Linked DNA regions of Mus musculus: region 1 is linked to region 2. Evidence: chromatin loops called from intact Hi-C (ENCODE). Cell type or tissue: heart. All regions are shown on one strand. Each heading gives the region's core, and the rest is flanking DNA. Links, peaks and the distances in the headings are about the cores only. Region 1 holds the start of Rpl24 (ribosomal protein L24). Region 2 overlaps Senp7 (SUMO1/sentrin specific peptidase 7).

The links. Peaks named below come from ENCODE experiments on the same cell type or tissue, not always from the same donor. Only the 100,000 strongest peaks of a DNase experiment are listed, where the experiment ranks them.
Region 1: a loop joins it to region 2, with 5 times the contacts of the local background. A loop is called at or near these places in 19 of 42 quality-filtered maps.

The regions. Positions count from the first base shown.
Region 1 is chr16:55,961,532-55,966,911 of GRCm38, forward strand. It overlaps Gm6958, which reads left to right. Exons shown (of 1, transcript XM_001480210.4): 1 at 1-3,517. The coding sequence starts at 92. The coding sequence ends at 988. Rpl24 (ribosomal protein L24) reads left to right here and starts at 4,744. Exons shown (of 6, transcript NM_024218.4): 1 at 4,744-4,907; 2 at 5,016-5,091. The coding sequence starts at 4,903. In heart, for the core only: a CTCF peak has its summit at 3,186 (motif pointing right); a DNase peak (open chromatin) is centred at 4,800; H3K4me3 peaks cover 1,251 bases; H3K27ac peaks cover 814 bases.
Region 2 is chr16:56,129,845-56,135,224 of GRCm38, forward strand. All of the region lies in intron 6 of Senp7 (SUMO1/sentrin specific peptidase 7), which reads left to right. Among named protein-coding and RNA genes, the nearest start is that of Senp7, 57 kb to the left of the region's middle. In heart, for the core only: a CTCF peak has its summit at 2,058 (motif pointing left); no DNase peak of the experiment used is centred there.

The DNA of each region.
Region 1 (5,380 bases), core at 290-5,289, 170 kb before region 2:
CCCCTACAATCCTTTAGGCCCCCCAACCAAGTTCACACCCCTCACCCATACAATTACTCAGCCTACTCCAGTGATTGCGGACCCCCTTAATATGGCCGCTATCACCCAACCTCCCACTCCTCAGGTACCTCTAACTATTACCCCCGAGATTCCTTCAAGACAGAGGATGTTTAACCTAGTGAGAGGAGCCTTTTATGCCCTTAACAGAACTGATCCAAGCGCTACTGAGGACTGCTGGCTATGCCTGTCCTCGGGTCCGCCTTATTATGAAGGAATCGCCTTCAATAGAAATTTCAACAGAACCAGCAGCCATACTTCCTGCTCTTGGGGTACAGGACAAAAACTGACCCTGACTGAAGTATCCGCGAGGAATCCAGGTCTCTGTATAGGTACCCCACCTTCCACTCACAAACACCTATGCGGACAAATTCAGTCCGTGTCCAGAACGGAAGCTAATTACTATCTTGTACCTTCCCCAGTTGGATGGTGGGCTTGCAATACAGAACTTACTCCCTGTGTATCAACTAAGGTTTTTAATTCATCTCATGATTTTTGTGTCATGATCCAGCTGTTACCCAGCGTATATTATCACCCTGCATCCAGTTTAGAAGAAAGCTATGCTGGCCGGCGGTCAAAAAGAGAACCAATTACTTTAACCCTGGCTGCATTCATGGGAATAGATATGGCAGTAGGAGTGGGGACGGGAGTGTCAGCTTTGATAGAAGGAAGACAGGGAATTCAGTCTTTGAGGGATGCTGTCAATGAAGACCTAGCGGCAATAGAGAAGTCCATTGACGCTTTAGAAAAATCTTTGACCTCCCTGTCTGAGGTAGTTTTACAGAACAGGAGAGGTCTTGATTTGTTGTTCCTAAAGGAAGGAGGACTGTGTGCTGCCCTTAAAGAAGAGTGCTGCTTCTATGCAGATCATACAGGAATAGTTAGAGACTCTATGCAGAAACTGAGAGAAAGATTAGAGCGAAGGAAATGAGAACAGGATGCTCAACGGGGGTGGTTTGAGTCTTGGTTTGAATCACGACCATCTTGGATAACTTCTTTAATTTCCGCTGTAGCCGGACCAATCCTTATGATATGCTTAGCTTTAGTTTTCGGCCCTTGTATAATAAATAGAGGAATGGTTTTCATCCAGAATAAAATTGATACAGTAAAACTCATGGTTCTTCAAAGGCAATATCAACCTATAGTTCAGGTAGATGAAGAGTTAGGGGACACCAATCTCTAAAATTCTATGATTAGAATTAGTCTAAACAGAAGAAGAGGGGAATGAAAGGAAATAAAACTGTAATTCATGTAATGTATGTTAAATAGCCCAAAGAGTTGTTTCTGAGCTTTGAAACCTGGGGCTGAGAACAGACCAGGACATGCCCGGGCAAGCCCATTGCCTCCCTAGCTCCCACCCCTCTGACCTAAGTTAAATGTTACAGGCTGCTGATGTTTAAATGGACCAATCATGTGAAACCGCGCCAATTCCTCCCCCAGCCCCACTCCTTTTCTATAAAAACCCCTAGCTTCCAAGCCTCGTGGTCGAATCCACTGTCTCCTGTTATGTGAGATACGTTTCGACCCGGAGCTCTGCCATTAAAAAACCTCTTGTTGTTACATCAAGGTGTTGTGTTCTATTCGTGATTCTTGGGTGCACGCCGAATCGGGAGCTGAGTGGGGGTTTCCCCACTGAGTTCTTTCAGTTTTCTCGTTACACCATGTGGGTTCCAGGAACCCAATGAGGGTTGTCAGACTTGGCAGAGAGTGCCATATCACCAGTCCTCTATGCCTCATTTTCTGAGGCAGGGGATTTTATTTTTATTATTTTGCCATGTCAAATACAACAACCAAAAGAAACTCAAGGAAGGAAGGAGTTTATTTCAGCTTACAATCCATCATTGACAGAAGGGAGGGACAGAACTCAGCGGTTACTTGGAGGCACATCTGCTTGCTATTGCACAAAGCACTATCTCCTACTGAGGAACTCATTTCACAGCCAAAAAGGTACAATAGAAACTGTAGGATACTGCCTTCTAGCCAGGTCTCAGCCAGCATTCATAGACGGCTCAGGATCACCTGCCCAGGGTAATCATGGAACAGTGTTGCACACCATGTACTGACTAGGCCCTCTTCCATCAACTAGCAAATAAGACAATAACTCTAGACATGTCCTGCAGATGGTCTGATCTAACTAACTGGGAGCCGGGCGTGGTGGCGCACACCTTTAATCCCAGCACTCAGGAGGCAGGGGCAGGTCGATTTCTGAGTTGGAGACCAGCCTGGTCTACAAAGTGAGTTTCAGGACAGCCAGAGATACACAGAGAAACCCTGTCTCGAAAAACCAGAAAAAAAAAAAAACCTAACTGGGACACAGAGTGTCTCACTGAACCTGGACTTGGACTGGCTGGCCAACCAATCTCTCAGATCCTCCTGTGTTGGCATCCCCAGGGCTGAAATTCATGTACATTCCACCATACTGGCTTTTACTGAGTGCTAGGCCTCTGAACAAGGTCCAAGTGCTTTGATAGCAAGCACTTTGCAACCACTGATCCATCTCCCCAACTTCCAGCTTTCAGTTTCTGAGGAGGGGTCTCGTGCTTCCTAGGCTGACCTCAGACTGTGTAGCAGAGGGCGGTCTTGATCCTGATCCCCCTGATTCAAAAACCCCAAGGTACCATCTTGCATAACTCACAGCTTTCTTAGAATTGCTCCCCCACTTCTCAACTACCCACTTACAGAACACTGTGAGTTGCTTATAAAAATAGAAAATATTAACCACTACATTTGTTTCAGTAAGCAGTGACTTGGAGCAGAGTTGGCAGCCTTCCACAAAATCCATCAGCTGGCTCCTGCCATCTCTCTTTCCCTCACTCAGAATGTCCCATTCCAAGTTCCCATCTGTCCTCACCCGAGCTTCTCTATGGGGACTATATTTCCAGGTTTTTGTTGTTGTTTTGTTTTTGAGACAGGCTACACATGACCCTGGTAATCCTAGAACTTGCTCTGTAGACCAGACTGTCCTTAAACTCTGGGATCTGCCCATCTCTGCCTGCCAAATATCCAGAAGTTCTTTAAAATAGGTTTTTTTTTTAAATTAAAAGTTTTTTTTTTTTTTTTTTTTTAATTTTTAAATTTCATCTGACTTTCTGTGTCTGAATGTTTAGCTCTACGTGTGTACACCAGGTGGCACTGTGTGGTCACTGGAGGTCAGAAGACCCAGCTTGGTTTCCTGGAACTGGAAAACCATCTGTTGTGAGCCACCATGTGTATGCTGGACCATGTCTAATGCCAGTCCTCTACTAATTCAACAAGTGCTCTTACAAGCTGAAACATCTTTCCAGGCCCTAAAATAGCTTTTCTTTCTTCTTAAGATTTATTTATTTTTACGTTCATTGGTGTTTTGCCTGTATGTATGTCTATGAGAAGGTGCCAGGTCCCCTGGAACTGGATTTACAGTTATTGAGTTGCCGTCTGGGTACTGGGAATTGAAGTCAGGTCCTTTGGACGAGTTGCCAGCGCTCCTAACTGCTGAGCCATCTCTCCAGCCCCATAAAATAACTTTATTTTTCCTTTATTTTATTTTCGGTTTTTAGAGACAAGGTCTGTGTGTAGCCTTGGATGTCTTGTAACTCCCTGTGGGCGAGGCTGGCCTCAAAAGTCTTAGTGACCAGCCTGACTCTTCTGGGATTAAGGCTGTGCCTCCACCGGCTGGCTAGCATAGCTTTTCTTTTTTTTTTTTTTTCTTTTTCTTTTTTTCTTTTTTTGCCTGTGTGTGTGTGTGTTTGTGTGTGTGTGTGTGTGTGTGTGTGTGTGTGTATGTAAGTACACTCATGAGTTCGGGGTCAGGCAGCTAGCTGGAGTTACAGGTGGCTGAACTCTGGTCGTCTTCAATAGTTGTATGTATTCTTAACCTGCTCACCTTTCCAACTCGTAACTTCAGGTTTTGAGACAGGGTCTCACACTGTAACCAAGGCTGGCCTCAAACTTGTAGTAGTCCCGCCTTAGTTCCTGAGTGCTCGTATTACAAGTGTTGGCAATCTATTTGAACTAGTGATTAATTACTTTTAGTTTTTGATACAGGGGGTCACTATTTATGTACCGTTGGAACTCTTACTACTATGTAGACCAGCCTGCCAGTGCGTCTTCAGAGAGCTGAGATTAAAAGCTTGCCCCACAGTGGCGGGCTCTAATATTTTTTGGAGGTGGGGATTTAATTCAGGGTTTTGCGTACCACTCGTGCTATCCCTGGGCCACGCTGTCGGCCGCTACGATTTTTTTCTTTCTTTTTCTTTTTTTTTTTTTTTGGTTTTTCGAGACAGGGTTTCTCTGTGCAGCCCTGGCTGTCCTGGAACTCACTTTGTAGACCAGGCTGGCCTTGAACTCAGAAATCCACCTGCCTCTGCCTCCCAAGTGCTGGGATTAAAGGCGTGCGGCACCACTGCCCGGCAGGCCGCTACGATTTATTTTTGTTTCAAGGAATAATCCAAAGCCAAATGCAAAAAGTGACCTTCAGGTTTTACCTGCGAGATAAAAACTGGTCTGGGCTTCGTAAGAGGAGGAAAGACACGTAGAACATCCTTGTCTCTTGTTTATTAAATCCTGCGAAATGCTGGCTTTAGATTCTAGAACACTAGCCTGGAGGAAATAAAATGGCACAGAACCCAAGCCAAGAACCAACTTGGACCTTAAACGAACACCTCAAACCCACTCCCCGCCAATGCTGTAGGAAGAAAGCTGTTGCTAGGAAACAGACTGGGCGCTCGGAAGTGACATCATCTCTGGGCGCCGGGGTCAAGGAAGGGAATTTAGGGAGGAGATTCTCTCCCTCTGCCCTATAAGGTTCTCCCATGATTCTTTCTTTCTCTTCGCCATCTTTACCCCGGCAGGCCGACATCTATCACCATGAAGTAAGCGGGCGCCCGGTGTCCCAATCCGCCTCCATCCTGAGGCCGAGCTACCGGGGATGGCTCCTCTTTGCAGCGCACATACTAACGAGCTTCGCCTTTTCCTTCCAGGGTCGAGCTGTGCAGTTTCAGCGGGTACAAGATCTACCCGGGACACGGGCGGCGCTACGCCAGGACCGACGGGAAGGTAAAGGCCGGCTGGGCCGAGCGCGGCTCGGGACGCTGGGAGTAGAAGGACGGTCCTCTCTCCCCGAAGGCCCCGGGACCGCGTGTGGGATGGGAAACTTGAGGGAATATGGATGGTGTGTAAACCAGGCTGGAAATGAGTGCTGTATGTAACCAATGGGAAAGGGAAATGGGCTTCAGGTCTTTTGGAGTCGGAGAGGGCTCAGAGCCAGATTTCTTTGAGTTTAGCGCCACCCGACCCTTTGCGACTAGTGTAGATTTTTCGGCTCCTGAGAAGACTGTAGCATTGA
Region 2 (5,380 bases), core at 61-5,060:
GAGGACCAATGGGGACCCTGTGCTCAGTCCAGTGGTTGGCTGAGAGCATCTGCCTCTGGATTTGTCAGGTACTGGTAGAGCCTCTCAGGAGACAGCTATATCAGGCTCCTGTCAGCAAGCACTTGTTGGCATCCACAATAGTGTCTGGGTTTGGTGGTTGTATATGGGATGGCTCCCCAGGTGGGGCAGTCTCTGGATGGCCTTTCCTTCAGTCTCTGCTCCATACTTTGTCTCTGTATCTCCTCCCATGGGTATTTTTGTTCCCTCTTCTAAGAAGGATCAAAGCATCCATACTTTGGTCCTCCTTCTTCTAGAGCTTCTGTGGTCTGTGAATTGTGACTTCTAGATTTTTAAACATTCATCTGCTAAATACTAGTCAAATGTATTTTCATCTTTAAGTCTGTAGAATTTAGAGCTTTCATTTCAGTGACAATTTGTTCTGGTCTTCATGTCCCCAGCTCCCCAACTGTCTTCTTCAAGCTTATATTTTTCACTGTAAATATTATACTTAAAGTTACCCTTTTAAAGGTGTATAACAAATTTCTTAACATTTTTAACAAGTGTTATCTTTAAAATTTTTTTTTATTTCTTACAAGCTTCTGAAATCTTCATATCTAATTTATGATGCATCAAAGATAATTTATGTATTAGGTTTCTGTTCTACTCCTTTCTGTTTTTGTGACAATATTTTGGCAAAAAGCTACTTATAGGAAAATGTTTTACTTTAGCTCATAATTCCAGGTTATAATCTGTCACTGTGGGTAAGTCACAATGACAGGAGCTTGAAGCAGCTTATTACACTGTATCCACAGCCAAGACCAGAGAGAAGTAAATGCATGTATGTTCATATGTGTATGTTCATGCGTGTATGTTCATACGTGTATGTTCATGCGTGCTTGCTTGTGTTCAGAAACAGAAGCATGTTCATGCATAGCTCAGGATTTCCTGCCCGTGTGTCAGTGCCTAAAGCAGTGAATGGAGTTAAGACCATCCGCCACAGACATGCTTCCAGGCTAACCCAGAGTAGACTGTTCTCCACTGAGACACTGTTCCCACGGGATTCTAGCTTATGTCAGGTTCATAGTTAAAGCTAGCTAGCACAGTCTTTAAAAAAAATTCCCTTCTTTAAAAAAAAAATGTCAATGGTGGGCTTGAGAGGAGGTTCAGTGTTTAGACAGCAGCTTCTCTTGTAGAGCGCCTGGGTTCTGTTCCTAGCACCCACATGATGGCTCACAGCCATCTGTAACTCCAGTTTCTAGGGGTCAGATGCCCTCTCCTGACCTTTGTGAACACTGGGCACTCAACTGGCACACATACATACATGCAGGCAGAACGTTCAGACGCATAAAATTAAAAAAAATAGCTAAAAAATAATCTAAAAGATTTTCAGTATTATTCAGACAGTAGATTGAATATATAATTAGAGATTTAAGAAATGCATTTATTATATTATTTTATGTGTTTTTTCCCCTACTCTAGTAGAGTGAAAGCATCTTGCTTAAGGAAAGGTTTTGTGCCATATTTATCTTTATATTCACTCTTAACTTAATGCATTTGAATTTTATACAACTAGGTTAATGTCTATGACATTGAACCTTGAGCTTAATTTTTCTGAACTGTAAAAAGTCAATTAATTTTGGAAATACTACTTTACAAAAATGTTTACATTGTCATTGAAAAATTTCCATCCTATCTTTATACACATGGAACTTTTGCCTGTATATATATATGTCTGTACTCCATGTGCGGTGTCCTTGCAGCTGAGAAGAGAGTGTTGGATTCCCTGGAACAGGAATTACAGTTGGTTGTGAGCTGCTATGTGGATACTAGGAATCAAACCCTGTTCTTCTGGAAGAACATCTCCCAGCCTCATTGAATTGTCTTTTAAATATCACGTGAAAATTTTTCTGCATATAAAAATCATATAGGGCTGGTGAGATGGCGGTTAATAACACTGGCTGTTCTTCTAGATTTCCGAAGTTCAATTTCCAGCAACCACATGATGCCTCACCATTTATAAAGGGATCTGTTGCCCCCTTCTGGCATGTAGGTGTACATGCAGACAGAGCACTCCTACATTTAAATAAATATATAAATTAAAAAATATGTGAAATAAACAAGTGTTCTAATGTAAGCATGTTTTGTTGAAATTTATGATGATGTTTTCCTATAGGATATAAATTACAGTGGGCTAGATTCATGTAATTAAGGAAATAGTTCTTGTGAGAGGTGTAGGAAGCTATCTGTTGTAATCTGCGCTTTTCAGGCTTTACTCCAAAGAGGAATAATAAGTGTAAGTATGACATTTTTGCTTCTTTCCAGGATCTCTTCAGTGAAAACTCTCTCTTCAAGTTCCTTAAAATTTGTTGTGAAGTTTCTGGGTAGCTTTGATGTGTTCTCTGAAAATCAGTTCTTCTGTTGTCAAATGTCTTTAGTTCTTATATTTGGAATAAACATAAATGTAGCTAGATCTGAATTCAGCTTTCATCCGTATTGCTGACACACTGAGTTACCCTGGCAAGTTCGTTGTATCTTTTAAACAGGGATAAGAATATATGTCTCTTTGGATTGATGTGTAGATTTAAGTAAAAACCATAATCCAGTGCTTGATAATAAATAGTAACATTTTTTTCTTATTGCTGGTAATAAAACAAATTCTGTTAAATATTATTGCTGTAGTTGATGCTTCTGAAGGTGTCTGTCCTGGAATACGAGAATGACCTGAGACCACTGTTGCCAACAGCACTGTGGCAAAGCGTTTGTCAGAGTTTGGTCAGCCTCACCGTTAGTTTAAGGAGTTCAGAGCTCCTCCGAGGAAACAGTAGTTCTCTCTTTTCTTAAAATGGGTCATTTTGAAAGGAGAATTCAGAATAGTTAGTGGAAATATGTAGACTCATAACTCTACCATCACTTTAGTAGATACATCACAATATAACTGAAATATAAGATGAACACAGAATAGATTTGACATCTGTTGTAACCATCCTTACCCACTTCAAAAGCAGAATGGATATATAGAAATTATTTAGAGCTTCTCAGAGACAGACTGTCTGTTAATTATTGCTATTATTATTATTCTGTTATTTCAAAGAATGTGGTAACATGCCAATCCTTATTATACATAACACCAAGTACAAACTCTGACAGTAGATCAATGCGGCTTGTAACCATAGAAACTTGTTTCCTCTGAAAAACTTTACACTTATGCACTTAATACGAGCAAATATTATGTGAAGAATAAAAATCTCTGTGTTAGCCTTATTCTACCAAGAGATGTTACTACTCCCTGTTACAGATAATCAGAATAGAATTATTTGGGAAGGAAAGTTTTAATTTACATCAGAAATCAAGAGTTGATAGAAAATACCAGTGTTGAATAGAAAATTTAAATTACTTACTTCAGGTAGAATATTTGCTTATTCAACATGGCAATTTTCATTATCTTAACATATAAACCTTAATTATTATACTTTAATCATGAAATAATTTTAAACTAAGGCCTATTTTAGATACTCATTGTTCTTTCCTTTTAATTGTTTTAATTTTTTTTGATAATTTCATATGTGAGTACTGTATTTACAACAATTCTGTGCCCATCCCCATCTCTTTTTCCCCATTTCCTCTCATATTCATGACCTCTTCCTCTTTAATTATTGTTTCATTTATATACATGTATATACAGACATGTATATATAAAAGCAACTTGCTGAGTCCATTAGCGTTTCTTTTATGTTATATGTTTAGGGCTGGTGATATGGGATTGCGTAACTGGCTGGAGCTCATCCCTGGAAAATGCTAAACCTTTCTCTCAGCAGCCATTTCTTGTAGCTTGGCTAGGAAAGGACTGTGTGAGATTTTCCCTATCCACCTTAGCATTGGGCAGCCATATTGCTGAGATTTCACAGGTGCCCCTTACACAGCCTTTCTTTGCCCTCTTGTGTGATGTTCCTTGAGCCTTAGGTGTAGGTTGTGATGTAGATTCATCACTCCTTGCTTTGTTCTCTGTTATTTCCAACAGTTTTGCCTTTCTGTAATGGACTCTTACCTGCTGCAAAAAGATTTACATTTATGTGTGGGTATTAGGATAAATTCTTAGAATGCAGTTAGAATTTATTCTGGTTTAGGAAAGTGGTAAGAGCAGATTCTCCTCCAGGGTCCATCACCTCAGCAGTCCCAGGCCATTTTTTAGGTTTATAGTAGTGGGTGTGAATTTCCTCCTATTGAGTGAATCTTAAGCCTAGTGAAGTGGCTGTTGTTTACTCTCAAGATATGAGTGCCACTATTGCACCTTCGGGGAAATCATGCCACGTGGTCATTGTGGTTCGCAGGTCTTACATCTGGGTAGGACGACTGCTTTTCTCCTTTGGCAGTTTGCAGCACCTTCTGATACTGTGAGAAGTGGTTTTCAAGGAGGAGGCTTCCAGGTCCTATCCAGCTGGATTTCTCCAGTCGTGTGTCTCAAGTGTGCTGTGTCTTTAGCAACAGGATCTTCCCTTCAACTTCTGGAAGGCAGCCAAGGGCAGTTGACAATAGTCTGTATTGTTTTGGGAGTCTCTTGGTTCTGGCACAGCTGACTTTGTATTGCTTATGTTTTTGGGGATGGAATTTTGTAGTGATGCCATCACCTTTTCTTTGATAGGTGATGGCATTTCTTTGATAGAAAAGGTATTTTATAACCAGAGTTCATTGCTAATTATTGGTCTAAACAGGTTTAATTCTCCATGAGTCAGTTTTGCGAGTTGGTATATGTTTAGGAATTTATAATTTTTTTCCCCAGAGTTTTCTGGTTTGGGGCATATAAATTATAATATTCTCATGATACTTTTCATTTTAGACTTCTCTGTTGTAATATCTTCATTTTTCTAATTTTCAACTGTTTTAGTTTTTCTAAGGGTCTTAAAATTGTCTACTACCTTTTCAAATAACCAACTTTTAGTTTTGTTCATCTTTTGAACTGTTTTCCTCGATTGTGTTTCTGTTGAAATCTTTACTGTTTTTTCTTCTGTTATTACTCTCCTTTTTTGCTAACATTAAATCATTTACTTAGTGATTTTTAATAATTGTTAACTACTAGCATATAAAATAACCTTTCTTTTGACATGTTTTTAAAGATTAATTTAAATTGTGTGTGTGTGTGCGCGCGCGCGCGCGCCTGTGTGCACATACATGTGTATAAAGGGAGTGCTGGTGCCCTTGGAGGCCAGAGGTGGTGTGCTGGAGTTACAGGTGGTTGTGAGCTGCCCAACTCTAATTAACTCTGGTGCTCTGGAGGAATTGAACTCTGATCCTCTGCAAGAGCAAGCTTGTCCCCTTTAACCACTGAGGCACTTCTCCAGCTTTTACTGGGATGTTTTATACATGCATATCATTATACTTTGAT